Linked DNA regions of Homo sapiens: all the other regions are linked to region 3. A link is an interaction called in ENCODE POLR2A ChIA-PET data of the cell type or tissue named here. Cell type or tissue: OCI-LY7. All regions are shown on one strand. Links, peaks and the distances in the headings refer to the core of each region. The heading gives the core; the rest is flanking DNA.

Region 1 (7,871 bases), core at 1,545-5,544, 68 kb before region 3:
CAGCCATCTTGGGCTGCTTTTTAAGCTTTCAGGTTTTTTTCTGACAAGTTCGTGTCTGATTCATTTCTGTGTCCCAGTTGCCTCAGTACCCAGGAGGTGTCCGATAATGGTGTTCACCTGTAAGAATGAAGGAATAGGCCGGGCACAGTGGCTCATGCCTGTAATCCCAGCACTTTGGGAGGCCCAGGTGGGAGGATCACAAGGTCAGAAATTTGAGACCAGTCTGGCCAATATGGTGAAACCTTGTGTCTAGTAAAACTACAAAAATTTGCTTGGCGTAGTGGCAGGCACTTGTAGTCCCAGCTACTCAGGCTGAGGCAGGGGAATTGTTTGAACCCAGGAGGTAGAGGTTGCAGTGAGCCGAGATTGCAGCCAGTACACTCCAGCCTCCTGACAGAACGAGACTCCATGTCCTTCCCCCCTCCCCCTAAAAAGTGTTCAGAGTAAACCCCAGCTTCAGGGTGTGGTTTAGTGCCCCAACTCTGCGGGTGACTTGCTTGGTGGTTTTAGACATGCGATGGTAACCTTGGTTATTGTTTTAATCTGTGAAATGGAAATGATAACACCTTGGCCATAGGCTTGTAAGAGATTTGCGTGTGGAAATAGAGATGGTCTTCCTGCACTGCTAGAGCAAGGTGGGGGCCGAATGATCCCAACACAGTGGCTTCCAGAATGGCTCATCATGGGTCAAGTGCATGATAATGAAAGGGCTCTTGGCCGGGCACGGTAGCTCACACCTGTAATTCCAGCGCTTTGGGAGGCTGAGGTGGGTGGATCTGCTGAGGTCAGGAGTTGGAGACCAGCCTGGCCAACATGGTGAAACCCCATCTCTACCAAAAACACAAAAAAGCCAGGCGTGGTGGTGGGTGCCTGTAATCCTAGCTACTCAGGAGGCTGAGGTAGAATTGCTTGAATCCAGGAGGTGCAGTTTGCAGTGAGCTAAGATCGTACCACTGCACTCCAGCCTGGGCCACAGAATGAGACTCCTTCTCCAAAAAAAAAAAAAAAACTTGCTTTACATACTGTGGATTAGACTCTGGTAGGACCACAGACCCTGGAGACAAGTACTGTGATCATCTCGGGAAGAGGGGCATGGGGTGAACCCTGCCTCGTGGGACTCACCCCTGCATCCCCAGTTTTCTGCTGGGGTAGCAGTCCACCAAATCCTAGCCCCACAGCTTCCCAGATGTTTGCCTTTGACTCACTTGTTTTCTGTAAAATGGTGATGACAGTTCTGACTTGAGAAATAGCTGTGATAATTAAATGAGCATCTATTTAAGGCATCGCGCACAATAGCTCTTTACCTAGAGAAGGGTAGGTTCCCATGTGGGGGTTTCCTTTTTCTTGGTGCTATCTTGGCCTAATGTCTGAGAAGCAGTGTCCTAGGCGGTGTCCCGCTGACCCAAATCCCCAAGGAGTGCTGGGAGCCACTGTGGGTGACTGGGGGAGGGAGATTGCACACCCAATTAGGCCAGAACTGTGAGGAAGGGGGGAGAGCATGGGGTTTGGGGCCAGTTCGCTCCAGTTCCAAGGACAAGTGGTTCTTTGCTTACTAATGAGGCCCTAAGATGTCCTTTTCTAAGCTTGTTTCCTGCATATAAGTAGAAAGGGGTACAAATGACAAAGGATGCAAAGCATTTAGCATGCAGTCTACTTGGTAAAAGGAGCCTGTTGCTTTAAGTATCATTCTTATTCCCATAGTTTACAATTTACAGCGTGAGAACTGAAGAGGGTAGCAATTGACTAAACTGCTCTATGTGCCTCATGGCAAAAGTCACAGCAAGAACAGGGCAGCCTGGAAGGCACCTGTGGATGAGGCCAGGACGGTTGAGTCTGGAAATCGCAGGGAATGTTGATCAGACAGCACGGTGATATCAGGGTTTGGGAAACTCTGGAAAGAGCTGCCTCCACTTGTAGCCGGGACCTGGGTTGGGCGGGTGCACTTATTCTAGAACTGTAGCCTTCAGTATGGCAGCCACCAGCCACAGGTGGCTTTCATACACTTGAAGAGTTGTCAAGGCTAGGTGTGGTGGCTCAAGCCTGTAATCCGAGCACTTTGGGAGGCTGAGATTGGATATTCACTTGAGCTCAGGAGTTTGAGATCAGTCTGGGCAACATGGCGAAACCCCATCTCTACCAAAAATTAAAAAATTAGCCAAGCATGGTGGCACATGCATATGGTCTTAGCTACTCCAAGAGGCTGAGGTGGGAGAACCATTTGAGCCTAGGAGGCGGAGGTTGCAGTGAGCTGTGATCCTGCCACTACAGCGTGCGTGACAGTGAGACCCTGTCTTCACAACCACCACCACCTCCCAAAAAAGGTTGGTGTGACCGAGGTAACTGGATTGAATTGTATTTCAACCACTCTGGAATAAATTGTAAGACCTGTTACTCATTCTGTTACTGGGAAGCTTAAATATGTTGGAAACAACTTAAGTATATGAATGTCCTTCTCAATGGAAAATTTTATGAAACTTAAATTTGTAGTAAAATTTTGCATCTGGATTGAGATATAGTAGGAGCCTAAGACACATGGCAAATTTGAAAGAATTAGTACCCCTCCAAAAGTGAATAGCTCGTAAATGTTTATAGTGACTCGAAATACTTCTGATATAGTGTTTAAATATAGTACTAAAATTGCACCTTTTTCTTTCTGCAATGGGTTCTGGTAGTGTTAGAAGATACACATATGGTTTGTATCTATTTTCTTTGGACAGTACTGCTGGGAATGGTTCATCCTACTTTGTCAACATTATTTTTTCATTTGGACCATTTTGGTAGCCAAAAAAATGTTCTACCATTTGTTTTAATTTCTCTCCCTGCCACGTGAGGTCAGACATGTTCTTGGGTCTATTGGTTTAATTCTGGAAATTGTGTGCCTATTTTATTACAGTATTCTTGGTCTTTTCTACCTTGGTTTGTAGAACTTTCTATATTACATATGTACTTAATGCTCTTCTAGATTTCTCTGCCTTTGGGTTTTTGGCTTCTGTTATTTGATACAAAGAAGTTAAGGTTTTTATTAAAGATAAACTATTTTCTCTATGTTCAGGAACCCTTTTTGATGCTTTCATTTTTACTGCTTGGGTGATGATCTCATCTGGGCTTTTAGAATGCAGTGTAAAGTAAGTATCCAACTAATGGGAAAGCTGGGGGACAAAACAGATTTCTATTTTAAATGGGTTTTTACTCAGTTGGTTCATCCTTTGTCTTGATTTTTAAGATTGTTGGTGTGACTAAAGTCTTTTAATAGCAGCAAATGTAAACACCTGCAGAAGGTGTTTGGTTTTTTTTTTTGTTTTGGGTGGGGGGAGGTGGTAGGAGTCAAAAAAAAAAAAAAAAAAAAAAAAAGTCCAGCCTGTTGCCCAGGCTGGAGTGCAGTGGCGTGATCTTAGCTCACTGTAACCTCTGCCTCCCCGGTTCAAGCGATTCTTTTGCCTCAGCCGCCTCAGCAGCTGGGACTACAGGTGCATGCCACTGTGCCTGGCTAATTTTTTGTATTTTTAGTAGAGACGGTTTCATCAGGTTGGCCAGGCTGGTCTCAAACTCCTCGCCTCAAGTGATCCACCCGCCTCTCAAAGTGCTGGGATTACAGGCATGAGACAGCACCTAGCCAGAAGAATTTGACCCAGGGGGCATATGGTGGAAGGAAAGCCCAAGGCAAGTTTTAGAGCAGGAATGAAAGGAAGGTAAAGTATACTTGGAAGGAGGCCAAGTGGGTGACTTGAGAGATGATGGGCACTGGCTGATCTTTGACATGGGTTTGTATGTTGGCATGCTTCTGGGGTCTTGGGTCCCTTTCCTGATTTTTTTTTTCCCTTGGGGTGGGCTGTCCACATGTGCAGGGCCTGTCAGCACTTAGGAGTGGAGCATGCCCAGTGTGCTTACTGAAGCTGTGCACAAGCCCACTTGAGGTGTTCTTCTCTTACCAGTCGAGTGTTTAAAACTCTGCTATTTTGCCTCTCTGCATGTTTGAGCCCACTTGCCCAGCTCCTGAGATCTTACTGGTAAGCTGTTGATGACCAGTTTAGGGTGTCTTTTTTTTTTTTTTTTTTTTTTTTTTTTTTTTTTTCTTGAGACGAATTCTTGCTCTGTTTCCCAGGCTGGAGTGCAGTGGCACAATCTCAGCTCACCTCAACCTCTGCCTCCTGGGTTCAAGCGAGTCTCCTGCCTCAGCTTCCCGAGTAGTTGGGACTACAGGAGTTCATCACCATGCCTGGCTAATTTTTGTATTTATAGCAGAGACGGGGTTTCACTATGTTGGCCAAGCTGGTCTCAAACCCTTGATCTCATGATCCACCCACCTCGGCCTCCCAAACTGGGATTACAGGCATGAGCAACTGTGCTCGCCCTCAGGTGTGTCTATCTGTTGTAAGCCTGCCTTTCCCTGGCACTGGCTGAGACCAATTATTTCAGACCATTAACAACTGCCAGAACATGACCTGGTAGTGCCCTGGCATTCCTGGTGGTGGTGGGGGGATGGGGGCTGCTGCTTCCCTGCTCATGTCTGACTAGCTACCCACTGTACCATGACCACCTACCATGATTCTAGGACTCAGTCTCCTTCCCCCTTCCCTGGGGCAGATCTTGTTCAGTTTCATGTGCACTTTCCCAGGCCTTTCCTATGCGTTAACATCTATGCTTTCAGCAACTGTTAGGTATAAACTGTATCATGTACATATCATTCAGCAACTTGGTTTTTTCGCTGCTTGCAGCTCAGCTGTATCAGTATACTCGGAGAAATTTTCTAACTGCTTGGTTTATTATGGTCCAAATATATAAAAGTTTACACAACCATCCTATCAATTGGACGCGATCTGGGTGGTTTCCTGTTGTTTTTCTTTACTACACACAGCTCAGGCCCCTGGCCAGGCCATCTTGATGTTTGGGTAAATGCTTTTCAAGCGGAGATACTGATGGTGGCTCCATCTTGGGGCATGCACATATTTCTTTGTCAAAATTTTCTCCAAAACGGTTATAGGAATTGGACCACAAGTGAGGTGTGAGAACACCTGATCATATTTAAGCTTTTGGTGATTTAATAGCTAGAAATACTTCATTAACCTATAGCCCCCTGATTGCTGATGAGGTGAACATCTTTTCATATGGTCAGTGAGTGCATTTTCTGTGAATTGCTTATTTATATCCACTTTTTGATTAGTATCTCATTTTCTTGGGAAATGGGGAGGCCTTGGGGAGAGAAGCCTATTTTCTTGACCAGTTTCAGCCAATGTAAAAAACAAAAGGGGTGTTCTCTAAAGCACATACATTGTAGATTGGCAGTCAGCAAACTCTGGCAACAGGAAACCGGTTGTGTGGAGGACAGTTTTTCCACAGATGGGGTTGGTGGGAGGGGAGGACAGTTTGGGAGATGGTTCAGGCACCTTACATTTCTCGTGTACTTTAAAATTATGACATAATAATGAAACTACACAACTCACCATAATGTAGAATCAGTGGGAGCCCTGACCTTGTTTTCCTGAAACTAGACGGCCCCATCTGGAGGTGGGAGGTGGGAGACAGTGACAGATCATTTGGCATTAGTTACCTTGTCAGAAGGAGCACGCAATCTAGATCCCTCACACGCGCAGTTCACAATAGGGGTTCATTCTCCTGTGAGAATCTAATGCTGCCACTGATGGACAGGCAGAGCTCAGGTGGTGATGTGACCAATGGGAAGAAGCTGTAAATACAGACGCTTTGTTCGCCAGCTGCTTACCTTCTGCTGTGTCACCTGCTCCTAATGGGCCACGAACGTTTCTTGGTCTGTGGCCTGGGGTTTGGGGACCCTTGTCATTAACAATTTGCTGTAAGTTACAAATACCTTCTGGAATGTTGGTGTTACTTTGTTCATATTTTTGTCATGCAGAACCTCAACACTTCACTGTGGTCATCAGTCATTTCTTCTATAGTTTTTGAAAAACTTATTTGTAAGTCTAATAGTGCAAGGTCTATAAATTGTATTTCATTATTCAAATAGTTCGAGGATTTGCTAAAGTTCACTTTTGTGTGTGACAAGTGTTCCAATGTACTGTTTTTCTGGATGCACAGGCAGTTGTTTTAAGACTGAGTCTTGCTCTGCTCATGTGAAAATACCCGCTTTAACCTCTGTCAAACCTTTGTCTCTACTTGGGTGTTGATTCTTTGGTTTATGTATTCCTGCCCTGGTTTCATAGAGCTTTGTAATATGATTCTTGTTTGTAGTGGTCAAAGTTTCCCTTTATTTTTCCCTTCCCAAAACTGCCCTAGCTCTTCTGCGTTTCAGAATAAGTTGGTCAAATTCTACAAAGAATTGACATACGGAACAAGGGTTGTGATGCATTACGTTCATAAAATTTGGGAAGAATTGACTGACAGTCTTTGAGGGTGATACAAGTCTGTCATTTAGTGAAAATTTAGTTTTATATAGATCGTTTAAAATAAGATTTAGCTTTGCGGCTATTGTTTCTAAAAAGCTTTGTGTTGTATATTTGACTTGTTCGTTTTTACGTTGATACAGTATGGGACTACCCTGCTCAAAGTAAATGTCAGTTTCCTGACCATTTTCTAGCTTGGAGAATAATGTGTAAACAACTGCAATTTTGTATCGCCCTGCTACTTAAAATTCTTATTACATAAGCTACAACCTCAAGTGCAATTTTGAAAAGTAGCAATGGGAGGGGTGCAGGGGCTCAGACCTGTAATCCTAGCACTTTGGGAGAGAAGATGGCTTGAGCCCAGGAGTTCAAGACCAGCCTTGTAGTCCCAGCTACTCAGGACGCTGAGGTGTAGAGGAGGATCTTTCAAGCCTGGGGAGGTCAACGTAGGAGGATCCCTTGAGTTGAGGGAGGTTGAGGGTGCAGTGAGCCATGATCGTGCCACTGTACTCCAGCCTGGCTAACAGAGGAGACCCTGTCTTTCCCCTATCCCCACCACCCAAAAACGATAGCATGAGTCTCTTGTTCTTTATACTTGGGGACATCTTAAGGCTATTAATACAGTTGCTATTGACCGGAGGTTAATTCTTAGAGCAGGGTGATATTAGTATATCTATTCAAGCTTTATGTCACATTTTAATATAGAGGGCTGAGTTAGTGTCACTTTTTCTTCTTTCTTGTATGATGTCTTGTTTAAACATGAGACCAGTAGCTTCGTGTGGCATAAAATTGTTAGGTCATGGCTCAATCCTTTAAACTTTGTTCTATTCTGGATTTTTTTAAAAAAAACTGCGGCCTATTGTGGTTAACATTTTATTATCCTGGATATATGCAGGATTATATAAGAACTTTGCCAAGCTAGAGATCTCCTTTCACCTGTTCTGTTGATGCTTTCTGATCCATGAAATGAGTATTTTCAGCTCCAAGTTACTTCAGCTATATCCTTGTTAATTGTTTCAATTACTAGGGAAAGGATTGGTTTCGTCATTCTTTTTTGTCCTCCGTATTATTAGTTTTCTGGTTCTTCTCCTTTAATGTTTTTCTGGTCTTTGGCCCTTCTGCTTTATGGGAGAAAAGGATTTTCTGAAGTCATTTGGTATCTCCAATGCTGAGTTACCCCCCCACCCCCCAACTTTTTTTTTTTTTTTAAACACACGGTCTCACCCTATGCTTTAGGCTGGAGTGTAGTGGTAAGATCATAGCCTCGATCTCCTGGGCTCGAGTGATCCTCCACAAGTATCTGGGGACTACTAGTGCATGCCACCACTCCTGGCTAATTTTTAAACTTTCGTAGAGACAAGGTCTTGCTATCTTGTCGGGGATGGTCTCAAACTCCTCAACTGGAGCAATCCTCGTGCCTTGGCCTCCGAAATTGCTGGGATTATAGGCATGAGCCACCAGGCCTGGTCTGACTCGTTCAATGTAGTTAAATCTTCTGTAACAAGGTTCTCTTAT
Region 2 (7,871 bases), core at 2,089-6,088, 220 kb after region 3:
GTTTCATAAAGATATCAAGTGCTGGGCCGTTGTCACAAACACAGACCCAGACAGACTGTCTTCCCGGATGTGCCTTGACCCACAGGAAGCAGGAGAGGGTAGCGGTGGAGGTGGAGTCCAACTGCCTGGGTTCAAATCCTGATCCTGCCAGTGATGAGCCACATGAGCTTGAGCATGTGGTGATCCTGCCTGGGCCTTGGCGTCCTCATTAGTAAACGGGAAGGATAACTATGGTACCCAGTTCACTGAGTTATTGTGAAAAATTCACTGAAATAATCTGGGGAAGGCACTTAACACACTGTCTAGCACATAAAGAAATGCAAAGAGCATTGGCTGCTCTCATCATGACCACCAGCTTCCCCCAAACCCCCAACGCTGACACGGTCTCACTCCGTCACCCCGTCTGGAGTGCAGCAGCACCATCGTAGCTCACTGCAGCCTCAAATGCCTAGGCTCAAGAGATCCTCCCACCTCAGCCTCCTGAGTAGCTGGGAATACAGGCACATGCAACCATGCCCAGCTAATTTTTTTAATGTTTTGTAGAGATGGGGTGGGAGGGGTCCTCCCTATGTTGCCCAGGCTGGTCTTGAACTCTTGACCTGAAGAGATCCTTCCATCTTGGCCTCTCAAAGTGCTGGGATTACAGGTGTGAGCCACTGCACCTGGCCTTATAGTCACCACTAAACATCACTGATTTGAGCTTTTTTTGCTTGATGAAATGAATTCTTATACTCCCAGCAGCAAGAGTTTCACTTCAAGTAAAATTAAAGAATCTTTTCCAAGTCTGGATGACTCCTCCCCCTACCTCCCTGCTGTCCTGGAGTTCAAGGCCCTCAAAGATCTATAACTCAGACATTTAAGACAATAGCGAGATGATGATCCACCTTCCTGGAGATTGCAGCCCCTCTGTCCTGGGACACCACTCTGGGAAGTGCTGCTAAGTGTCCTGCTCCCCTGCTGCAGATGATGTCATTTCCCACAGGAACGGTAGTGAAGCGACAGTCAACCTCCCCTCACATGCATCTTGGCAGGGTTTGTTTTCTGACGCATATTCGCTGACGGAATGCTCAGTCGATGACAGGCCCAAAGGTTTGTGTATGACATCAAATTTGAAAGACTGTTGCTTTTTAAAAAAAAAAAAAAAAAAAAGGCTCTGGGGCTGATAACTTAAAGCAAAAGGGGCTGACACAAATGCCTATAGGGACCAGGCAGGTAAAATAATTGAGAGAAGCAGGCTAGGTGGGGATGGGGTGACATGGTGAGGACTGCCCTCTTGAAAACAGGGCCACCACTACTGAGCCCCAAGTGAACACACCCACCTATGTGGGAGCTTTCCATTTTCTCAAGGGAAATTGGAAATAGTGAGCTTTATGGGAAATGGCCCGAATGTTCAGCATTGTCAATAAATTCAATCCTAAAAACCGAATTAGCCAAATCAAACAGATCTATGGGCTATATGCAGCCCAGGATGCCAGATTCTTATCTTTGATTTAAAGGGGTCCCATAATGTTTGCGGGGAAGGATACTTTGTCATCAGAATAGCATCCCTGTGTCCCTGTTTTATGCATCAAGATTAAGTGAAATCATTCATGCAAAGTGGTTTGCACGGTGCCGAACACAAAAGAACATTCGAATGCACCCGGGGATGATTTTTTTCCCCAAGGTGGGACTCACCTACACAGGAAGACAGAGCTTCACAAAAGCGAAGCCCCAGACCTCAAAGTCTCTCATGTTTCTCTACCAAAGGACCCACCAACAAACAGTTGCTGTGAAAGTTGCCCCAAGCTAAGCGAGTTCCTTGGCGGTGTGCTTTGTTTCAAAACATGCCATCCCAAAGATCTCCAGACTGCTTAGGTTTTTAAACCAACATTTGTCATTTTGCTGCACTTGTCTTTACTCAAAACCTCAAAGACCTAAAGTGGATGGCTTCAGAGGTGACAGTGTCTTTGAAGTGTTTCCCTACGTCTAGCTGAAAGGGATGAGCCATGTTTTCGCTTCCCTACAAGGCCGTCTAAAAATTAAACATCCCAGATATTTAACAAACACACCCATCAGCCACAGGGGAAGACAAGGAACATCCCCATGAGGTTACATTCATTTCAGTGAGATGGCAAAGATAAATGCAGGGCACGGAAACGCGGGATGCATCTGCCTGGCAGCCACACCTGTCATTCTCCATTCGGGTCTCTGAGAATAACTGGAATGGACCTGGCTAAACATGGCCTTTTCTACCTCAGCCATCCTACAGGGTAGGACCCTCCTTCCTGCCCAGTCCCCAGGACATAGGCTCTGTGAGAGATACAGATAATGGCTGAAGTAATAAGACCTTCTCACCTGCTTGGGAAGAAATTCTTATCAGGAGCCATGAAAAGATTAGAGAGTCCGGACTGGGAGCCCTGGGGAAGAGGAAATCACACCCTCTTCATCACAGCTACAAGCCCAACACCTAGACAGCACCAGGCCCATCACAGGTGCTTGATAAATGTTGTTGAATGAACAAAGGTACACTGAATTCAGCACACCCATACTGATCATTGATCAGATGTAATTGATCAAATTACTTAATCTCTGAGCTTCAGCTTTCTTCTCTCTCAAACAGGGAAAACTCTACCAACATCCTAAGAGTTGTAAAAATTAACTGATTGCGGCCAGGTGCGGTGGCTCACGTCTGTAATCCCAACACTTTGGGAGGCCGAGGCAGGCAGATCACGAGGTCAGGAGTTCAAGACGAGCCTGACCAATATGGTGAAATCCCATCTCTACTAAAATACACAAAAATTAGCCGGGCATGGTGGCACGCACCTGTAGTCCCAGTTACTTGGGAGGCTGAGGCAGGACAATCACTTGAACTTGGTAGGCGGAAGTTGCAGTGAGCCAAGATCGCACCACTGCACTCCAGCCTGGACAACAGAACAAGACTCTGCCTCAAAAAAAAAAAAAAAAATTAACTGATTGCCTGCAAAACATTTGTGAATGAACAAATGCACACTGCTAAATATCCAGGATGCTAAATACTCCATTCCCTTCATTCTTTCCTCCCTTCTTCCATTTCCTCCCCTCTGAAATACTGCCTGCGGAGCGTCTGTACATGCACACTAACCGCACGAGCAGGGGTGGCCATGAGGGTCTCAAAGCGGGCCCAGGAGAGAAGTGAGCTTGGAGGTGAGGCTTGAAGGACGAGGGCACATGGAGTGACGAAGCAGGCGGGCAACAGCAGCCAAGACGAAATGAAAGAGGAGCAGACAGGACCGTGAGGACTGACGAGGAGACCAGAGGCCAGAAGAACCAAGGGCAGGAATGGGGAAGTGCTAGAGATCAGGCTGGGAGGATAAGAGAAAGACAGAGGTGCCCAACCCTGGTGGCGGCCAGGGGCTGGGATGCAGGTGGACCTGGAAGGTGGGCCTAAGGACGGGGTTCTTGAGCGTCAAAAGCACCTGCCCATGGACCTCGGGGGAGCTCACAACCACTCCACCATGCAGCACTGGGTCTTCCTCAAGCTTTGTGATCATGGCCTTCAATATGACGAGGACGGGGGAGGATAGAGTCATCACTTTAACAGGCAAAAGGCGCACAAAGAGAGTAACACATTTTTAAAACGCCACCAATAACACAGCTTTAACAAGCCTTTCCTAACAGGCACGACTAGCAAATGAGCAACCCAGCTAGATGCCAAAGTTAATTTGCTCAGAAACTATGGAAAATGACGGAGCTTCATGCAGGGGAAAGCCAGATGCAACCATTTGGCAACGAGCTGAAGACACGCACTTGTGCATGCATATGCCCGTGCACACACACACAAACACACACAAGGACGCAAGTGCACACACCGCACGCACACCTGGCTCTGAGTCAGGTGAAAGTTCATTTTCCCTGACCATCAATTTTCTTCTAGGATGAGGATAATAGTAATAATGTTAATAACAGCATCAGTAACAGCAAAAGTAAGTAATGCTCACATTGTAAATTATTTCTTTATTATTATTATTTTTTTGAGATGGAGTTTCGCTCTGTCACCCAGGCTCCAGTGCAGTGGCATGATCTTGGCTCACTGCAGGCTCCACCTACTAGGTTCAAGCGATCCTCCTGTGTCAGCCTCCCAAGTAGCTGGGACTACAGGCGTGCGCCACCACTTGCCTGCTAAGGTTCCTGGGGCATTCACTGTGCTTGGCCAAATTGTTTAATTCTTAAAACAATATTCTGGCCAGGCATGGTGGCTCACACTTGTAATCCCAGCACATTGGGAGGCTGAGGCAGGCAGATCACCTGAGGTCAGGAGTTCAAGACCAGCCTGGCCAACATGGTGAAACGACATCTCTACTAAAAATACAAAAGTTAGCCAGGTGTGGAGGCGGGCGCCTGTAGTCCCAGCTACTTCAGAGACTGAGGCAGGAGATTTGCATGAACCCAGGAGGCAGAGGCTGCAGTGAGCCAAGATCGCTGCCACTGCACTCCAGCCTGGGCAACAGAGTGAGACTTCATCTCAAAAACAAAAAAATTCTGGAACAGGTCTTCTGTGTTCTCATTTCACAGGTGGGGAAACTGAGGCTCAGAGACATTAAGGAACATGCCCACAATGACACAGTGTGTCAGATACAACACCTCATGCTCTCAGCACCTATACGTACGCTATGCTGCTTCAAATGCTTTTTGGAATAAGACCAGGTAAAAATGAATAAAAATTAAATCAAAGTTTAGACAGCTTCTGTGTCTTTTTCTGGTACCAAGCTAGGCCCAAGAAATGCATGACCAAGGGACCCACTTGGAGCACGTAGAGAAGGCTCTGTCCTGTAAATCTCATGATCTCTGTGTAGGAGTTTCTAGGAGTGAAACCGGGCAGCCAAGCCCAGCAGCCTGGAAAGTTGGGCTCAGCAGCTGAGGCCAAAGCTCTCTCTGGAGAAGGGCCAGTCAGGCCTGCCAAGCTCATACCAGCAGAGGATTCAAGGTAGGAGCCCATGGGGTGCAATCCACAGCCCCCTTCCAAACACAGACACAGGCTCTGAAGCAAGGAACTGTAGTTGGCTACAGAGGCCCAAAGAAGATGAGAAACTGAATTGCTCCCAGTGTGTGGACAACAGTCAAGGAAGCCTTCTGCAGCCTATAAGCCAGGGGGCTAGCATGCCTGGAGTGGCCAACCACATTCTGTGTCAGGGCTCTGCCCCAGGAGCCTTTGCAGGCAAGTGCAGGGAAGACCAGCTTTTCCATCTGAACGTGAAGCTGCACCCAAACTCCTCCATCCGCCAGACCTACACTGGGCTGCTGAGTGACCAAATAGAATCCAGGCCTAAAAATATCTGAAGTGATTTTCTGGGAGCAAGGATGCCACCCTCAGCCCTGAAACCTGCCACAAGCGCCGCCAGGACTCGCGTGCTGGTTAAGAACCAGGGCTCTGGGGTCCAGCCGCCTGGCTCCGCTGCCTGCAAAGATGTCACCTCAGGCTACTATTTCAACCCACTGGGACTCAGTTTCCATATTCTGTAAAAAGGTGACAATGGTGACCACCTGTCGTCCAGAGCTGTCGGGAGGATTAAACAGTTCGCAGTGAAAGCGTGGCTCACAGATGCATTGCGTGAGTGTTAACTATCATTACTTATGACCGTCAAGCCCATTTCAGGCTGGAGTGCCGTGGTGTGATCTCAGCTCACTGCAACCTCTGCCTCCTGGGTTCATGCGATTCTCCTGCCTCAGCCTCCCGAGTAGCTGGGATTAGAGGCGTCCGCCACCATGCTTGGCTAATTTCTCTATTTTTACTGGAAATGGGGTTTCGCCATGTTGGTCAGGCTGGTCGCCAGGTGAGGAAACAGGCACAGAGAGGTTAAGTCGTTTACTCAAGGCCACAAGGGGACCACCATTTCCTGAGCACATCTCTGTCCCAGGCACCAGGCCAACTGTTTCACATCACTGATCCTGAGCCTCCCGCAACAACAACAAAAGTGACTAATACTTAAGCTGTAAATTATTTAATTCTCAAAACAACATTCTGCAATGGGTCTTCATTATCCCCATTTCACAGACAGGGAAAATGAGGTTCAGAGATGTTGAGGAGTGTGCCCATCAGGATAGTGTCTCAGACGCAACAGCCCAAGCTCCTGCACCTATCTGTAAGATATGCCACTCAAATGCCTTTTGGAACAAGACAGGGTATAAATAACTGTTAACGCGTCTTAGTCCCTTCAGAAAAAAACAGCTCTTGTCAAAGAGGAACAGTGATCTTTGTGCTATTCAAAGAACAGGTCTGAAAAATACAAGTCAAGTCATTCAACAGAAGCTGAAAAGAGAAGGGCCACTTGGCATGTGTGCCAACACCTCAATCCCACCTGAGTGATCTGAAGCAGAGGACTCGTTGCCAGTGAACTGTGAGCCAACGCATAGCAGAAAAACATGCTTAGCAGCTGGCATGGATAGACACGAAGGTAATACACACTCCTGTTTATTGCATAGGGCTGTGTGGGGTACAAATCACTCTCCAATCATTTATGCCACTGAAAAATACAATCATAAAAACCATTAAGAGGAGGGCTAGTTCCCAGCTAGGAACCAAATTATCTTTACCAGACAACACTGGTCAGTCCTGCGGTTTATGTGCCAGGCACCATGCAAGTGGCTGGGATGACAAAACCCAGTAAGCCAGCACCTGCCTGTGGAGAGTTCAACTGGACACAGCTGCTAGTAGCAACCCAGTATCCATCCCAGGTCTTTGCCTACAGTTGCTAAGCTGCTGAGATGGACGCCTAGAGCTACTGGGGGTATTTTTTCACTTTTTTTTTTTTTTTTTTTGAGACAAGGTCTCACCATGTTGCTCAGGCTGGAGTGCAGTGGCATAATCATAGCTCACTGCAGCCTTGAACTCCTGGGCTCAAGAGATCCTCCTGCCTCAGCCTCCTGAGTAGCTGGGACCACAGGTACGCACCACCATGCCCAGCTCAATTTTGTTTTCTATTTTTTGTAGAGACTGGGTCTCCTGATGTTGCCTAAGCTGGTCTTGAACTCCTGACCTCAAGCCATCCTCCTGCCTCAGCCTCCCAAAGTGTTGGGATTACAGGTGTGAGCCATCATGCCTGGCCAGGGGGTTATTTTGTCACTGTAGATGAAAAGCCCACCAAGGATGAAGCCAAGATAGGAAACTGAGCCCAGGGAACCAGGGAGACAGTGTCCCGACATCACATCGCTTCAGCTCCCACATCCAGCCATACCTTCAGCCAGCATTCTCAGAATTGTCTGTTACATGAGCCAATCAACTCCATCTTTGCCTAAATCATTTAAAGAAGCATTTGTGGCAATAATGAAAAAAAAGTCTGAGTAAAACAGGGAGAGATACACAGATGAAAATAAGACTTAGCAGACTGTGATAGAAATGTGTTCAAATTTAGAGGGCATCCAAGTGAAAGGATGAACGATTCTTTTCCAAGAAAGGTTTGAATGTGGTAAGACAGTGGAGCTGACCGAGAAGTCAGAGAACCAAGGCCTCTGGGGACAGAGAACGAGGAATCTGGGCACACAGGTATCACTCATGTTCCAGAAGTCCTCCTGCCCACAGCCTCACCCTGGCTGAGAGTCAAGTGCTTTGGGGCAGAGGTCATAGCCTGTGCTTCTAAGAGTTGTTAACACTGTGAAAAATATTGTCACTGGGGATGTGAGGCAGCCAAGGGCTTTCTGTTTGGCTTGTAGAAGAATTTTCTTTACTTCTAAGATACATGAAACCACAAATGCATCACTTTTCAAGTTAGTTGCTACAATAAATAATCTATAGCTGAAAGGCCAAGAGATATCAACAAGCTAGAAACATCGCTGGCTGAGGGTAATACAAACAGTAGTAGTAAAATAATAAAAGCAACAGCTAGGATAAAAGAACAACTAGAGTTTATTGAGGTCTA
Region 3 (7,871 bases), core at 1,527-5,526:
ACCACCTCCATTGTTTTCTCCAGAGGCCGTGCTTGCTGCCCTCCTCAGCCCCTCTCCCCTGCACTGCCTGTCCTGTATGGCATGCTGACATATCTTTGTCCTCTTTCCTGAGCACCCTGGCACCTACGGAAAGAATGGCACAGAGCAGGTGCTCAATACAAATTTCTAGAATAAACAATTGCATTCTATGGCGGGGGAGAGAGCACGTTCTAATACACTTAAGGAAAATGCAAACTGAAAGACTGAAAGACAGCTGTCACCAGGCATGGGCAGGGATGCTGAGAATTGGCATCCCTGTGGTTAGCAAATGCACAAACTGGTGAAACCTGGGGAAACTGAGGCAGGTATGTGTGAGTGAGCTCCTCTGGCTTGGGAGCTCCAAGTCTTGGTGTCAGCTTTAAGAAATTGTTGAACAAGTTCACAAAAACGTGGGCGAGAATGTTCAATGCAGCATCCTGCTGCGGAGGAAGCTTGGAAACCACTCCATGCCTATGTGCAGGACCCATGGACCTGGCATGGCAGGTGTGCGGAAACAGCAGGACACGCTGACATTACAGAAGACGATGCACACCCATGCACGGGGCACAGAAACACCTTCAAGACACAGGTAAGGGAAAAGCTACAGAACAAAAGACATCTGGTCCCATTTTAGTTAAAACTGAAACCTCATATGAAGCAAGCACCCATGTATACACAGATGCACCAAAAGGCAGAGACGATGCAGCCGAGGGAGATGTTCACGTTTTGCTCTATATATGCTCATCGTTCAAATGGTTTAAGCCAGAACTTATTCACACATTGCTCATTTACTTAAACACAGTAAAGAGCAAAGCATCCAGGCTGGGCATGGTGGCTTAGACCTGTAATCCCAAGTGCTTTTGGGAGGCCAAGGTGAGAGGATCATTTGAGGTCAGGATTTACAGACCAGCCTGGGCAACATGGTTAAAACGCTGTCTCTACTAAAAATACAAAAATTAGCCAAATGTGGTGGATGCCTGTAGTCCCAGCTACTTGGGTGGCTGAGGCAGGAGAATTGCTTGAACCCAGGAGGCGGAGATCATGCCACTGCACTCCAGCCTAGGCAAAAGAGTGAGACTCCATCTGAAATCCCAGCACTTTCGGTAGACCTAGGTGGGTGGATCACAAGGTCAGGAGTTCGAGACTAGCCTGACCAACATGGTGAAACCCTGTCTGTACTTAAGGAAAAAAACTAGGCTGGGGGTGGTGGCATGTGCATATAATCCCAGCTGCGTGGTAGGCTGAGGCAGAATTGTTTGAACCCAGGAGGCGGAGGTTGCAGTGAGCCAAGATCACGTCATTGCACTCCAGCCTGGGCAACAAGCACAAAATTCCATCTTGCAGGGGTGGGGGGTGGGGAACAAAGCATCCTCAGAGCCCACAGCTCCTGCTTAGCTCCCTGCAGTGCTCTGTGGGGTCCCTCCTCCAGCACTGTGATGGCAAGTGTGCACCTGCCCTGCCTGGTCTAAGCAGCTGGGGCTGGTCTGAGCTGGTCTACACCATGCTCAGCAGGTTGGAGTGTGTCAGACCTGGTTTTCAACCACCAGAACTACTTATATGTTCAACTTGAGAGCATGTCTGGCAAGCTCTGAGAAGACGAGCTGGTTTCTCTGCCTGCCTTGTTAGGGCGTTTCCCAGGGCCAGGTGCCCACTCATTTTCCTCTTACTCTGTGCCCCTAGGCGGCAGTGGTCTTGTACAATCTCTCTCTGTATTCTCAAGTCCCCATCTGCGAGCATGGCTACTGGAAATAACTGCAGCTGTATACTGACTTAAAGATCCAAAAATCCCAGGAAGGACCCCAGAGCTGTGAGCCAGAAGCCCAAGGCCCTCCCAGCCTGAAAGCCCCAGGCCAAGCCTGAACTATATGCAGGTGAGTGTTGCTTTGCAGTTACCATCTCCAATTAGTGTCCCCAGCCTCTTAAAGCTGATCTAATCCCACTCTCCTGATTTCAGCCCCTCAGACAGTGCCTGCTGCACTCAATACAATCCATGTTCCTGATGACGTGGCATATAAGGCCAGGAGCAATCAGCTCTGCTGCCCTTGCCTATCTCCTGCCTCCATGTCCATGTCTCCCCAGGCCCTGCCATCTGCCACACCCTCTCCTCTCTGGCAGGTCAGGTGTCACACTGTTGGCTGTTCTCTCCTCCAGGATGACTGAAAGCCCAGAGCTGAGATGAATTCATACCTTAAATCAGAAGTGATTTCACTGGAGATACCATGTCTCTTCTATCAGTCCCCCAATCTAAATCTTCCCCCGACCCTTGTAAACGCCCTGCATGGCCTGGGTCTCCCATTGCAATCCTTCCATTTGTTTGGTGTTTGGTTTTTGCTTTTTTAGTCATCCCCATGAGAATATAAACTCCATGAGGGCAGCAACTTGGCTGGCCTGTGTGCCAGTGCTGGGGACATCACTGAGAAATGAAGGCCCATTTGGCAGGCTATTTTTGAGCAAGATTCCTGAGGCCCAATCGTTGGGTGATGAGATGGACCCGAGGTATTTCACTCCAGCTCTCGAGCCAAAAGAACTGACCACGTCCTCACCACTGCTCTGCGCCAGGTACCATGCTTGCTGTCTTACACGTGTATTGGCTTATTAAACCCTCACAGAAGCCAGGAGAGGAGTTCCATTATCACCTCTTCTAGAAGAGGAAACTGAGGCACAGAAGTTAACTGGCCAGGGCTTACGAGCCCCTAGGAGGCAAAGCTGGGGCATGGTGCTGGATGTCTGACTCCACGGCCCTCCCCTGCCTTATCTGCCGTTGTTTCCCTTTCTGCAGGATTAGTAGATTAAGCTGTACTGGAATGTGGCCTCTCAGGCATTTCCGTATCAGCCATGGTTACACTCACTGAGGATAGCACAGTTGAGTGATTGAGACAGAGATTCAGTGCCCCAAAAATCCTTCCCATCTGAGCCTGGACTTGCCACGTTTTTTAGAGACAGGGACCAGCAGGAGCTACTTTGACATGGCACTGTGTTGGGCACAGCCTGGCTGGGGAATCTCACTGGATCCTCACAGTGGCTCTGTGTGGTAGGGTATAGAGATCCCTACCTTACAGATGAGCAGACAGGCTAGAAATATCACCTGCCTGCTCCTGTGTCCCCAGCAGCAGCTAAGTGACAAAACTGAGGCGGGGATACAGAAGTTTGATGCCCATGTGCTTCTGAAGCGGGCCCCTGGTATGTGTACAAGGCAGCCAGGAAGTATTTCTTGTCAGCTGTCCCCATTCACAAGTTGGCTCACCACCTGAAAGGAGGGTGGTACTTTTATCCTACTGCACAGGAACGGAAACCAAAGCTCAGAAAATACTTGCTGGGTTGATGCCTCAGACTCAGATCTAATTGTAACACCAGAATTTGTTCCAGCCTTTTGAAAGCAGGGCTTCTCAACTTTGCATGCACCTTAGAATTACCTGGGGAACTTTAAAAAGATCCTGATGCTGAGGCCCAAAGATTAATGTTGCATTAACCAGGCAGGGCCTGGCCTCTGTATTTTTAAAAGCATGCTGGGTGATCGAATGTGCAAGCTGTGGCTGAGACCCCAACTTGAAAGCAATCCTACTGTTGGGGAAGTTCTGCAAATGGAAAGACTAGCCCCCAAAAGAATGATTCCACATATCTCTGAGGTTACAAGTGGCTTTTTGGTGGGCTGACAAACTGGTTAAACATTTGACGGTGTCTGAACCTCCGGAGCAGTGATTTTTAGACTGTCCTCAGAAGATGGCAAATCTGAGTGCAGTGTGTTCCTAAAGGCTCTCTGTGGGGAAGTCTGCACGATGGTACTGAGGGTTTTCTGAGATTCTCCTGGCAGCTGTGGACCACTGTTCCATTATTTCACACCAGATTTCATCCAAGCAAAGAGAGGATCACATGGAGATGAAAACACCCCACTTCCTTCATCTGGATGACACCTTGTTTAGAAGCCCATCACTCGGCCAGAGAAGAAATATTTAGATTGAGAAACAGCTTTTTGTTGTGCCCTAAGCCCATTCTACCTTTATGATTCAACTAAAAATTTATTTCCACTTAAATAAAACCAGCAATTCTGAGCTTCCCCTCCCGTCACAGGTTTCCTCCCAGAAAGTCTATCATGAAAATACTGCTCAAAAATCATCTGTAAAAAGGTAAATTAACACATATTCTTGGCTCCCTCTTCCTTATCTCAGCTATTCAGCCTCTACACTTTTTCAACTATTTTATCACCTTTTTTAAATAGGCAACACAGGAGTGTAGAATAAGAGCATGAGGGGGGTGAATACATGAAAAAGTGAGTCTTCCCACCTTGGTCCTCCACTAAGTGACGGTTACTTTTTAATGTGTCTTTCTACAGGTATACATTACACATAGAAGCACGTATGTATGCACCGGTGGAAGTATATATCCTCATATTTGGTGTTTGGTTTTTTTTTTTTTTTTGTAGATTGAGACTGTGTCTCCCAGACTGGAATGTAATGACACAATGTCAGCTCACTCCAACCTCCACCTCCCGGGTTTAAGTGATTCTCCTGCCTCAGCCTCCCAAGTAGGTGGGAGTACAGGCGTGCACCACCATGCCTGGCTAATTTTTGGATTTTTAGTAGAGATGGGTTTTCCTCTTGTTGGCTAGGCTGGTCTCACACTCGACCTCAGGTGACCCAACCACCTTGGCCTCCCACAGTACTGGGATTACAGGTATAAGCCTCTGTGTCTGGCCCATATTTGCTATTTCTAAAATTAGAAAGGTATTGTGTGGTACTCTTCCATGCTTTATCCTCTTAGTAATAATGTCATGGAGATTTTTTCCATATCACTACATGCGGTATGGAAGGTATTCCCTTTACATGTGAGTGTACATCAGCCTCAGTATTCTAGCCCATAGGTTGGCAAACTTCCTATAAAGGGTGAGACTAAACATACTAGGCTCCAGGGAGGCATTCCATCTCAGTTACAACTCAACTTTGCCCTTATAATAAGAAGCTATACATGAAGTGTGAATGACTGGGCATGTTCCAATAAAACTTTACTTATAAAAAACAGGTGGAGGGTAAGATTTGGCCTGTGGGCCATCATTTTCTGATCTCTGTTCTAGTCTGAACCATCTTTGGCTGTTTCACCACAGTCATGCGGCCAAGGAGGCAAGGCCTGGCCACACAGGGCACAGAAGCCATGATGGGCCTTGTCTGCAAGTAGAAATCACCTGCTAATCACCAACAGGTCTCAAAGTAAATGCTGGAACACACTTTGTAGGGTGACTCTCCTGGCCCCAAGCAGCATCTGCGACATCAAGATGCCGGGCCTTGGGACTGCCTCAAGCTGGTTTCGGCAGCTATGCTCTTTACAGAGCGTGTGGAGGGCAAGGACTCTGGAGTAGAAAAAGGTGCAGGTCTTAGGGCTGGGGTCCCAGGGTGGAAGCCCACTCCATGCCTTACTGGCTATTTGAGATAGAGGATGAAAAATGGCATGAACATCTTTGTATGTGTGAGGATCTTCCTGTTGCCCACGCTGGAGTTCAATGGTGCAATCTTAGGTCACTGCAACCTCCACCTCCCAGGTTCAAGAGATTCTCCTGCCTCAGCCTTCTGAGTAGCTGGGACTACAGGTGCACACCACCACCCATGGCTAATTTTTGTATTTTTGGTAGACATGGGGTTTTGTCATATTGACCAGGCTGGTTTCCAACTTCTGACCCTGAGTGATCTACCACCTCAGCCTCCCAAAGTGCTGGGATTACAGGGATGAGCCACCATGGCTGGCAGACACAAGCATCGTGAGGGGTGCCTAGCCCCTGCAGACACTCCATGAACAGCAAATGTGATAACTGCTAAATCAAAACTACCCCAGAATTTTCCATCTGCTATGTCCCCAAGAAATGACACTGTAACAGGGAGCCGAACACTATGATGCCTGCCCAGCTGCAAGAGTGGACTCACCTAAGATACTCCACAAGCTTTTTATGCTGTTACAACGGACCCAAAGCACGGGAGAGCAGGGGCCTCACTTGTGCTGTTGCTTGAGAGTTCCCTAAATGCCAGGCCATAGCAGGTACTGAAGAATACCTACAGCCCGAGTGAGTGCTGCTATGTGTAGGGTTCAGGCCAAGGGCCCTGGCTGCAGAGCAGAGGAACTGAGAGCTAGACAGGGCTGGGCCTGCCATAGGAAAACAACAGCCCAGCTATGACCCAGCACTGTGGTGGCTGGGGGATGAGAGATGAGCTCAGCACAGAAAACACCTTGGAGCCCTGGATGTACCCCTCCTACACCAGTACAATGCCCTGCAGTGCTCTGGGCTTTAAACTTCACTTCTTGCTGAGTTGACACCAAATGAGGCCCCTGAAGAGCCTCTTCTGCTGTGGGGCTTGGACAGAGTACCCGGGCCTGGAGTGGGACTTACAGGGAAGCCAGCATCATAGAAAATCCCTAGAGGGAATTCCCAGAAGGCTGCACCCTCAAAGCATCTGGTCCAGACAAGACAACCCTGACTAGTCATCCTGAAAGCCCGGTGCTGTCCAAAAGACACAGATGCCATGGTACAGGGATGTGGCACAGTGGGGAGCCAGAGGTAGGTTACAAAGGAGACCTTAGAAGGTGTGGGACTCCCTTCCATGTGGGTGCAGAGTGCCCACTGTCATTCCCCATGGAGGCACCAAGCCAGGAGAGTAGGGCTCCAGGGACAGTAGCTTCCAGCCTTCCCAGTCAGGTCCACATCTGGTGAGCCAGAAGGAAGGAAATGTAACCTAACACTGTGGCAGGATCCAGCGTGGCCTTGTGGGAGGCGCTGTGGGATGAGCAAGAGAGCAAATGTGTGTGGCCAAGATGAAGAATGAACAGGGATAGAAAATTCCTACTTGTCCCAAGAAATAGACCTCAATGTCCCTTAGCAACATCTTTTTATGTCATGCCTGACCGTGTGTGTGCCAGGGGTGGTGCTTGCCTTACCAATATGAGCAGTGCAAAAGTCCAGGATGCCACGTTCACTCGAGACCCCTGTGCCATGCTGTCTCCCAAAAGACTGAGCACCTTGAGGGCAGACTGGGAATTGAGGTATCCCTGAACCCCTAAGAGCAGCTCCTATACAGCCCTAGAACTGCTGCTGAAGGAAGTGGCTCATTTTGCTAAACTCCAGTTTGGAATCTGGGGCTCAGTAAGGCTGTCCCTGCAGAGCATTCTTGAGCCCATTCTGTTCGGTAGCCAGGCAAGTGTGAGCAGCTGCAGCTTCACAGGAGGAGGCTTAGAGGGGCAGTGATGGGTGCCATGCTATGCAGATCCCAGACAGGAACGCGGGGGCCAGGTTTTATTACAGGAGATGGTGCTTGGGGTGGGAATCATATCTCCATCCCATGGGACAGCTTAGTGGTGCTGAGGCTGACTTCGTGGGGGTGTATTTAATCCTCGTGAGGGAGGGGGATGTTAACCACAGCTCAGGACTCTGTTCTTCCAGTTCCTCTTTCTCTCACACCCACATTGAAACCAGCAAGTTCTGGTAGTTCTACTTTGAGAATACCCCTTCCCAGGCTGCCTGAGGCACCATCCCCTCTCCCCGGGGTGCCCACATGGTCCCCTAACTACCTGTTCTATCACCCATAACAAAGCTCTACCCTTTGCTGACTCCACATGGCAGCTAGAGTTCCCTTGGCTGCAAGGCCTCTCTGTTCCTGGGCTACCCTGGCTTCCTTGCTGTTTCTCCCAGGGGCCAACTCTTCAAGGCTGCAGGACCTTTGCACCTGCTGTGTCCACTGCCTGGCTCCCTGCCTCAGGTCTCCACTTCGGGTCAAACTATCCCTGTCATCTTCCTAGACCATAAACAGCACATCCCCAGCAGGCTTCTTTCCCTCTGTGATGACTGTGATGTCATTTCCTGTCTTTTCACTGGAAAT
Region 4 (7,871 bases), core at 1,371-5,370, 900 kb after region 3:
CCACGCCCAGCTAATTTTTGTATTTTAGGTAGAGATGGGGTTTCACCATTTTGGCCAGGAAGGTATTGATCTCTTGACCTCATGATCCACCTGCCTCGGCCTCCCAAAGTGCTGGGATTACAGGCATGAGCCACCGTGCCCAGTTTTTTTTTGCTTTTGTTTTTGTTTTTTTTTAAGACACAGTCTCACATTGTTGCCCAGACTGTAGTGCAGCGGTGAGCTCTCAGCTCGCTGAAACCTCCATTTCCTGGGTTCCAGAGATCCTCCCACTTCAGCCTCCTGCCTCCTGCGTAGCTGGGACTACAGGCGTGGCCGCTATGCCTGGCTATTTTTGTTATTATTAGTAGAGATGGGGTTTCACCATGTTGGCCAGGCTGGTCTCAAACTCCTGACTTCAACTGATCCACCCGACTTGGCCTCCAAAAGTGCTAGGATTACAGGCGTGAACCACAGCGCCCGGCCGACACCAGAGCCATTCTTGATTCCTCTCTTCTGCTGCCCTCTATTCCGGGGCTGTCAATGGCCTGCCAGTCACTCAATGGCCCTCGATGGGCCCCGCAGCAACTTTAACACTGGCCATGTAGGCTGTAATCATTTTTCCCTCCCTCAGGACAGAAAAGAAGGAAATTAAACTGTGGCAGGTTATCACTGATCTAGAGAAAGCCACACTGAGGTCTGTGGGCACCTTTCTCTAAAGACATACTTCACGTGGTTGCAGTAACTAAACGCTCCTGGAAGCCGGGCCAGCTGGCAGCTCACGGGTGCCTTAAAGAATATTATGGGAACTGCCTGTTGGTCCCACCCCAGGGGAGCAGTGGGCAGATGGTGCCCCCATGGCCCACACCTTTGGCCATAAGAGAAATCATAAGAAGGCTGAGGGGGCTGGGTGCAGTGGCTCACCCCTGTAATCCCAGCCCTTTGGGAGGCTAAGGCAGGGGGATCTCTTGAGGTCAGGAGTTTGGGACCAGCCTGGGCAATATAACCAGACCCTGTCTCTGCCAAAAAAATAATAAGAAAATTATCCAGCCATGGTGGTACCTTTAGTCCCAGCTCTTGGAGAGGCTGAGACTGGAGGATTGCTTTAGCCTAAGAGGTTGAGGCAAAAAAGAGAGAGAAAGAGAGGTCAGAATTACCACCCACCTACCCACATTGAAGCCGTATCCTACTTTGGGGTAATATTCTAAAATTGCAGTAATGGGCCAGGCACGGTGGCTCATGCCTATAATCCTAGCACTCTGGGAGGCCAAGGTGGGAGGACTGCTTGAGCTCAGGAGTTTGAGACCAGCCTGAGCAACACAGTGAGACTTTGTCTCTACAAAAAATACAAAAAACAAAACAAAACAAAAAACCCACAAAAATTAGCCAGGTGTGGTGGCATATGCCTGTAGTCCCAGCTATTTGGGAGGCTGAGGCCAGAGGCTCACTTGAGCCCAGGAGATCGAGGCTGCAGTGAGCTATCATCATGCCGCTGCACTCCAGCCTGGGTGACAGAGGGAAACCTTGTCTCAAAAATAAAATAAAATCGCAGTGATGGATACACAAGTCCGCAGATACACTAAAAACCACTGCTGTGTACGGTTTACATGGGTGAATTCTATGTGAATTATAACTAAATAAATCTGTTAAAAATAAGCAAACCCCCCAGGTTCCCTGTATCTTCCCCCAGGGAGGGAGTCTGAATCTGTTCAGATAAACACAAAGTTTAAAAAAAAAATCATAAAAACACCCTAATATTTCCTAACAGCAAGAATCGGAACTAACATTTATTTAGTGCTTTTGACATGCTGGGCCCTGTTCTATGTTTCAAGTCCTGTAACTCTCACCACAACCCTGTCAGGCAGAGATTGTTATTCCTCCATTTAACAGGTGGGGAAACTGAGGCACACAGTGGGAACGTGAGTTGCCAAAGGTCACACTACACACTGCAGAGTTTGAACCAGGCAGGTTGGCTCTAAAACCTTCACTCCTGGCTGGGCGTGGTGGCTCACGCCTGTAACCCAGCACTTTGGGAGGCTGAGGCAGGCAGATCACCTGAGGTCAGGAGTTCCAGACCAGCCTGGCCAACATGGTGAAACCCTGTCTCTACTAAAAATACAAAAATTAGCTGGGCGTGGTGGCGGGCACCTGTAATCCTGGCTACTTGGGAGGATGAGGCAAGAGGATCACTTGAATGCAGGAAGTGAAGGTTGCAGTGAGCCAAGATCACATACTGCTGCACTCCAGCCTGGGTGACAGAGCGAGACTTTGCCTCAAAATAAAAAACCAAAAAACATAATCAACAAGTGATACCACCCTGGGGTGGACCACCACCATATTCTCACACCTGTGAGCTGCTGGCTGGCCCAGTTTCCAGACATATTCTATTTACTGTGATCATGGGAAGTGTATCTTATTTTATTTTTCTTTCTTTTCTTTTAGTGACAGAGTCTTACTCTGTTGCCCAGGCTGGAGTGCAGTGGTGAGATCACAGCTCACTGCAGCCTCGAACTCCTGGGCTCAAGTGATCCTCCTGCCTCAGCCTCCCCAGTAGATGGGACGACAGGTGTACACTGCCACACCCGGTTTGAGAGCGATCTTTTCTTTTTGTTAATTTTTTTTTTAATTTTTATTTTTTGTAGAGACAGGGTCTCACTAAGTTGCCCAGGCTGTTCTTGAACTCCTGGCCTCAAGAGATCCTCCTGCCTCAGCCTCCCAAAGGGCTGGGATTACAGGCATGAACCTCTGTGATGAAGTATATGTGATCCTCCCGCATTGGCCTCCCACAGTGCTGGGATTACAGGCATGAGCCACTGAGCCGGGCCTGAAGCGTGTCTTTTTTTTTTTTTTTTTTTTTTTGAGATGGAGTCTTGCTCTGTCACCCAGGCTGGAGTGCAGTGGCGCGATCTCGGCTCACTGCAACCCCTGCCTCCCGGGTTCAAGTAATTCTCTGCCTCAGCCTCCCGAATAGCTGGGATTACAGGTGCCCATCACCTCGCCTGGCTAATTTTTTCTATTTTTAGTAGAGATGGGGTTTCACCATCTTGGCCAGGCTGATCTTGAACTCCTGAACTCGTGATCCACCCTCCTCGGCCTCCCAAAGTGCTGGGAATACAGGTGTGAGCCAACGCGCCCGGCCGAAGTGTGTCTTTTGAGAAATGTGTAACCTTCTCTGGACAACCTTTTTTCAGCTGTACCTCACCCACTTCCTCATCTGCCCCCTGCTGAATCATTCTATTTCAGGTCTCCGGCATTGTATCATTTGATATGATTCATTAATATCGTCTAAAAATGCCATATCTCCTCCATTGTTTCCTAAATATATTTTTATGGTTCATTGGGTCAAGTCAAGAGACAAAGTCCAAATGTCACATTTGGTTGCTACATCTCTTAGAGCCCCTTTGGTCTATAACGGTTCTCTCCTTTGTATTTCCTGGCCCGTTAATTGTTAGAGAAAGTGCAGAATCGTCACTCATAATCACTAATTTGCTGCCCCTGACATGGCCTCCAGCAGAAAGGCCTCCAGCCTGGGCCTTCTGGTGAGCCTGAGGATCCCACGTTATTGGGTAATTATCTTGAAAGAAACAAAATTAGGCCTGGGTAGAGAAGGGAGTCACACCGTTGTTGGTGGCAGCTAAATATACTCATTTGTCCATTTTGTCACAAGCCCTGTCAATTCCACTTTCAAAGTGTATCTGGCATCTGTCTGCATCTCTCTTGCAGGAAGCAGATTCGGGGAGGCGAGGGAGGAGGCAGGAAGACCAGGGAGGAGGCTCCTACAGTGTGGGCAAGAGCTGATGATGGCCTGAGCTGGGGCTGGGGCTTTGGGGAGGAAGGAATGGGGACAGGTTCCAGGAATCTTCTGGAGGTAGAATTGTCAGGTGCTTTGAGAGCTGGGTCCTTTCTCGCTGGGAGAAGCAGCCTTCTTACCCCTAGTTCATCGGCTCAGATGCCTCCTCCCAGCTCCCAGCTGTAGCTGTGGGGATGACACAAACACAAAATGAGGGCGACTCACTTCTCAGCAAGGGCCACCAGCACCCCATGCTCACCCTCCTGGGAAGCATGAGCCAACAAGAGGGAGGCAATGGGGAGCCACAAGGGCGCAGTACCAGAAGCAGCCGCTTCGCAGGTGCATGAACTCGGCAGTTGGATACCGTTCTGAGCCTCAGTTTCCCCACCTGGGAAGTGGGAATGCTCGTTCCCACCTGGCTGAGCATTTTCAAGAATTAAATGGCGATCCCTATTATTAAGGGGTGGCCTTGACGAAGAGAGCCTAGGTGGCCCCAGGCAGGTCAGGAGGAGGTGAGATGTGGCTGGCAGAGAGCCTGGGTGTCATGAAAGCTTGATCAGCAACTAACCCAGATACGGGGCCGAGGCCAGGCACAGTGGCTCAGGCCTGTAATCTCAGCACTTTGGGAGACCGAGGTGGGTGGATCACCTGAGGTCAGGAGTTCCAGACCAGCCTGGCCAGCATGGTGAAACCCAGTCTATACTAAAAATACAAAACCTAGCCAGGCATGGTGGCGGGTGCCTGTAATCCCAACTACTTGGGAGGCTGAGGCAGGAGAATCCTTTGAACCCGGTGGAGGTTGCAGTGAGCTGAGATCGCGCCACTGCCTTCCAGCCTGGGTGACAGAGCAAGATTCCGTCTCAGAAAAAAAAAAAAAAGATATGGGGCCAAGCACATCCCAGCTGGCCTCTGATCCCACTGGTGTCAGCCTCTGAAAGCCCTGATTATAGGCACTGTGTACTAACAAGGCGGTAAGATTGGTGGTGTGTGTGTGTGTGTGTGTGTGTGTGTGTGTGTGTGTGTGCGCGCGCGCGCGCGCTGTCCATGGTTCTGAACCACACCCCTTTATCCCCACCATTCCCGAGTTTCTGTCAAGCCTCTGGACCTTTCCTTTCCTTTCCTTTCTTTTCTTTTTCTTTTTCTTTTCTTCTTCTTTTTTTTTTTTTTTTTTGGAGATAAGAGTCTCGCTCTGTTGCCCAAGCTGGAGTAAAGTGGGGCCATCTTGGCTCACTAAAGCCTCCGTTTCCCAGGTTCAAGCGATTCTAGTACCTCAGCCTCTCGAGTTGCTAGGACTACAAGCATGCACCACCACACACCACACCTGGCTAATTTTTGTATTTTTAGTAGAGATGGGGTTTTGCCATGTTGCCCAGGCTAGTCTTGAACTCCTGAGCTCATGCAATCCGCCCAACTCAGCCTCCCAAAGTGCCGGCATTACAGGCATGAGCCCCCGTGCCCGGCTTATTTTCCTTTTCTTTTAAATTTTTATTTGTAAATTTCTTTTTGAGACAGGGTCTTATTCTGTTGCCCAGGCTAGAGTGCAGTAGTGAGATCACAGGTCACTGCAGCCTCAGCTTCGTAGGCTCAAGCAATCCTCCCCGCATCAGCCTCCCAAATAGCTGGGACTACAGGTGTGCACCACTACACCTGGCTAAGTTAATTTTTTTTTTTCATGGAGACAGGATCTTGCTATGTTGCTCAGGCTGGTTACAAGCTCCTGTCCTCAAGTAATCCTCCCACCTCGGCCTCCCAAAGCACTAGGATGGCCGGCATGAGCTACGACAGTTGGCCTCCTTTGTTTTCCTATTCTACTTTTATGTGAAATCACCTACGTTAGTGAAGAGGAAGCTCAGAAGATGGTTAAGGCCTTGGACTCTAGGGTCAGACTTCCCGAATGCAAATATTGGCTGAGCCACCCACCAGCTTCATGATCCTGGGCAATTTTCTTAGTAATCTCCCTGTGACTCAGTTTCCTCATGTATAAAAGAAGCATAATCACGTGCCCTCCTAATAGGCATGTTATGAGGATTAAATGAGGTTAAGCATAATATTCCTAGGGGTGAGTTAATACTTGTAAAGGGCCGGGTGTGATGACTCATGCCTGTAATCCCAGGACTTTGGGAGGCTGAGGTGGATGGATCACTTGAGGCCAGGAGTTCAAGACCAGCCCGTGCAACATGGTGAAACCCTATCTCTACTAAAAGTACAAAAATTAGCTGGGTGTGGTGGCTCACCTGTAATCCCAGCTACTCAGAGGTTGAGGTAGGAGAATTACTTGAACCTGGGGGGCAGAGGTTGCAGTGAGCCGAGATCATGCCACTGCACTCCAGCCTAGGAAACAGAGTGAGACTCCGTCTCAAACAAACAAACAATCAAAAAACTTGTAAAGCACTCAGAATCATAGTCAGTACAGGAACGTCTTTGCATGATGTCCTTCACCTTCGAAGGGACCTCAATAGTCTCTGAGAGTTTCTTTGTTTTATTTTATTTTTTCTTTTCTTTTTCTTTTTTTTTTTTGAGGCTGAGTCTCGTTCGGTTGCCCAGGCTGGAGTGCAGTGGCATGATCTTGGCTCACTGCAACCTCCGCCTCCCGGTTTCAAGTGATTGTCCTGCCTCAGCCTCCTGAGAACTGGGATTACAGGTATGCACCACCATGCCCAGCTAATTTTGGTATTTTCAGTAGAGACGGGGTTTCACCATGTTGGTCAGGCTGGTCTTGAACTCCTGACCTTGTGATTTGCCTGCCTCGGCCTCCAAAGTGCTGGGATTACAGGTGTGAGCAACTGCACCCGGCCTTTTTTTTTTCTTTTTTTTTTTTTTTTTTTTTTTTTATGACAGAGTCTTGCTCTGTCTCCCAGGCTGGAGTGCAGTGGTGTGATTTCAGCTCACTGCAACCTCTGCCTCCCAGGTTCAAGCGATTCTCTTGTCTCAGCCTCCCGAGTAGCTGGGACTACAGGTGCACCACCACACTCAGCTAATTTTTGTATTTTTTAGTAGAGATGAGTTTTCACCAAATTGGCAAGGCTGGTCTCAGACTCCTAACCTCAGGTGATCCGCCTACCTCGGCCTCCCAGAGTGCTGGGATTACAGGTGTGAGCCACCAGGCCCGGCATATATCTCCTTTTTTCTAACATAGAAAATCTGGGTTTCTAACAACATTAACACAATTTCTTCCTTCCTTCCTTCCTTCCTTCCTTCATTCCTTCATTCCTGTCTTTCTTTCTCTCTTTTTGAGTCAAGGTCTGGTTGTATCACCCATGCTGGAGTGCAGTGGCATAATCTTGGCTCACTGCAACCTCTACCTCCTGGGCTCAAGCCATCCTTCCACCTCAGCCTCCTAAGTAGCTGGGACTACAGGCATGCACCACCAAGCCTGGCTAGTTTTTGTATTTTTTAATAGAGACAAGGTTTCGCCAGTTTGAGGAGGTCTCAAACTCGTGAGCTCAAACGATACACCCGCCTTGGCCTCCCAAAGTTCTGAGATTACAGGTGTGAGCCCCCGTGCTCGGCCAATTTCTTATTTTCTTTATCCTATATTACAAAGATAATCATTTCTTTTTAAAAATTTACAAAGAAAAGAGGTTTAAAAGTTCAAGATTGGGACCAGGCGTGGTGGCTCATGCCTGTAATCCTAGCACTCTGGGATGCCGAGGCAGGCGGATCTTTTGAGGTCAGGAGTTCGAAACCAGCCTGGCCAACATGGTGAAACCCCATCTCTACTAAAAATACAAAAAATTAGCTGAGTGTGGAGGCAGGCGCCTGTAATCCTAGCTACCTGGGAGGCTGAGGCAGGAGAATTGCTTGAACCCAGGAGGCAGAAGTTGCAGTGAGCCAAGATGGTGCCATCGCACTCCAGCCTGGGTGACAAAGCAAGACTCCATCTCGAAAAAAGAAAAAAAAAATAGTTGAAGATTGGGCAGCTGGATTTGGTGAGGGCCTTGGGCCGTGTCCACTCATGGTGGATAGCAAAGAGGGAGCAGGCATGTGCAGAGATCATGTGGTGAGAGAGGAAGCAAGAGATGGCAAAAACCTGACAGCTTCACTGTCAGAATGCTAATATAATCACTACCTATAAGATAACTGAGTACAGGTGAGGATTTCAATG

The links. Peaks named below come from ENCODE experiments on the same cell type or tissue, not always from the same donor. Only the 100,000 strongest peaks of a DNase experiment are listed, where the experiment ranks them.
Region 1: POLR2A ChIA-PET joins it to region 3 with 10 read pairs; 1 of 35 experiments calls an interaction of 5 or more read pairs at or near these places.
Region 2: POLR2A ChIA-PET joins it to region 3 with 7 read pairs; 3 of 35 experiments call an interaction of 5 or more read pairs at or near these places.
Region 4: POLR2A ChIA-PET joins it to region 3 with 14 read pairs; 1 of 35 experiments calls an interaction of 5 or more read pairs at or near these places.

Annotation. Positions count from the first base shown.
Region 1 is chr16:12,615,313-12,623,183 of GRCh38, reverse strand. No RefSeq gene overlaps it. Among named protein-coding and RNA genes, the nearest start is that of SNX29-AS3, 8.1 kb to the right of the region's middle. In OCI-LY7, for the core only: CTCF peaks have their summits at 2,631 and 2,836; DNase peaks (open chromatin) are centred at 2,843 and 3,453.
Region 2 is chr16:12,328,180-12,336,050 of GRCh38, reverse strand. All of the region lies in intron 15 of SNX29 (sorting nexin 29), which reads right to left. Among named protein-coding and RNA genes, the nearest start is that of SNX29-AS2, 40 kb to the left of the region's middle. RefSeq lists an enhancer at 3,304-3,804. In OCI-LY7, for the core only: no CTCF peak of the experiment used is centred there; DNase peaks (open chromatin) are centred at 4,370 and 5,840; H3K4me3 peaks cover 1,777 bases; H3K27ac peaks cover 3,642 bases.
Region 3 is chr16:12,547,095-12,554,965 of GRCh38, reverse strand. The region is part of intron 20 of SNX29 (sorting nexin 29); the gene reads right to left. It overlaps SNX29-AS3 (SNX29 antisense RNA 3), which reads left to right. Exons shown (of 4, transcript XR_007064988.1): 4 at 500-7,871. Among named protein-coding and RNA genes, the nearest start is that of SNX29-AS3, 60 kb to the left of the region's middle. RefSeq lists enhancers at 5,891-6,030, 6,141-6,610, 7,267-7,336, 7,617-7,666, 7,757-7,871. In OCI-LY7, for the core only: a CTCF peak has its summit at 1,713; DNase peaks (open chromatin) are centred at 1,655 and 3,255; H3K4me3 peaks cover 1,249 bases; H3K27ac peaks cover 4,000 bases.
Region 4 is chr16:11,647,312-11,655,182 of GRCh38, reverse strand. No RefSeq gene overlaps it. Among named protein-coding and RNA genes, the nearest start is that of SNN, 17 kb to the left of the region's middle. In OCI-LY7, for the core only: a CTCF peak has its summit at 3,194; a DNase peak (open chromatin) is centred at 3,192; H3K27ac peaks cover 551 bases.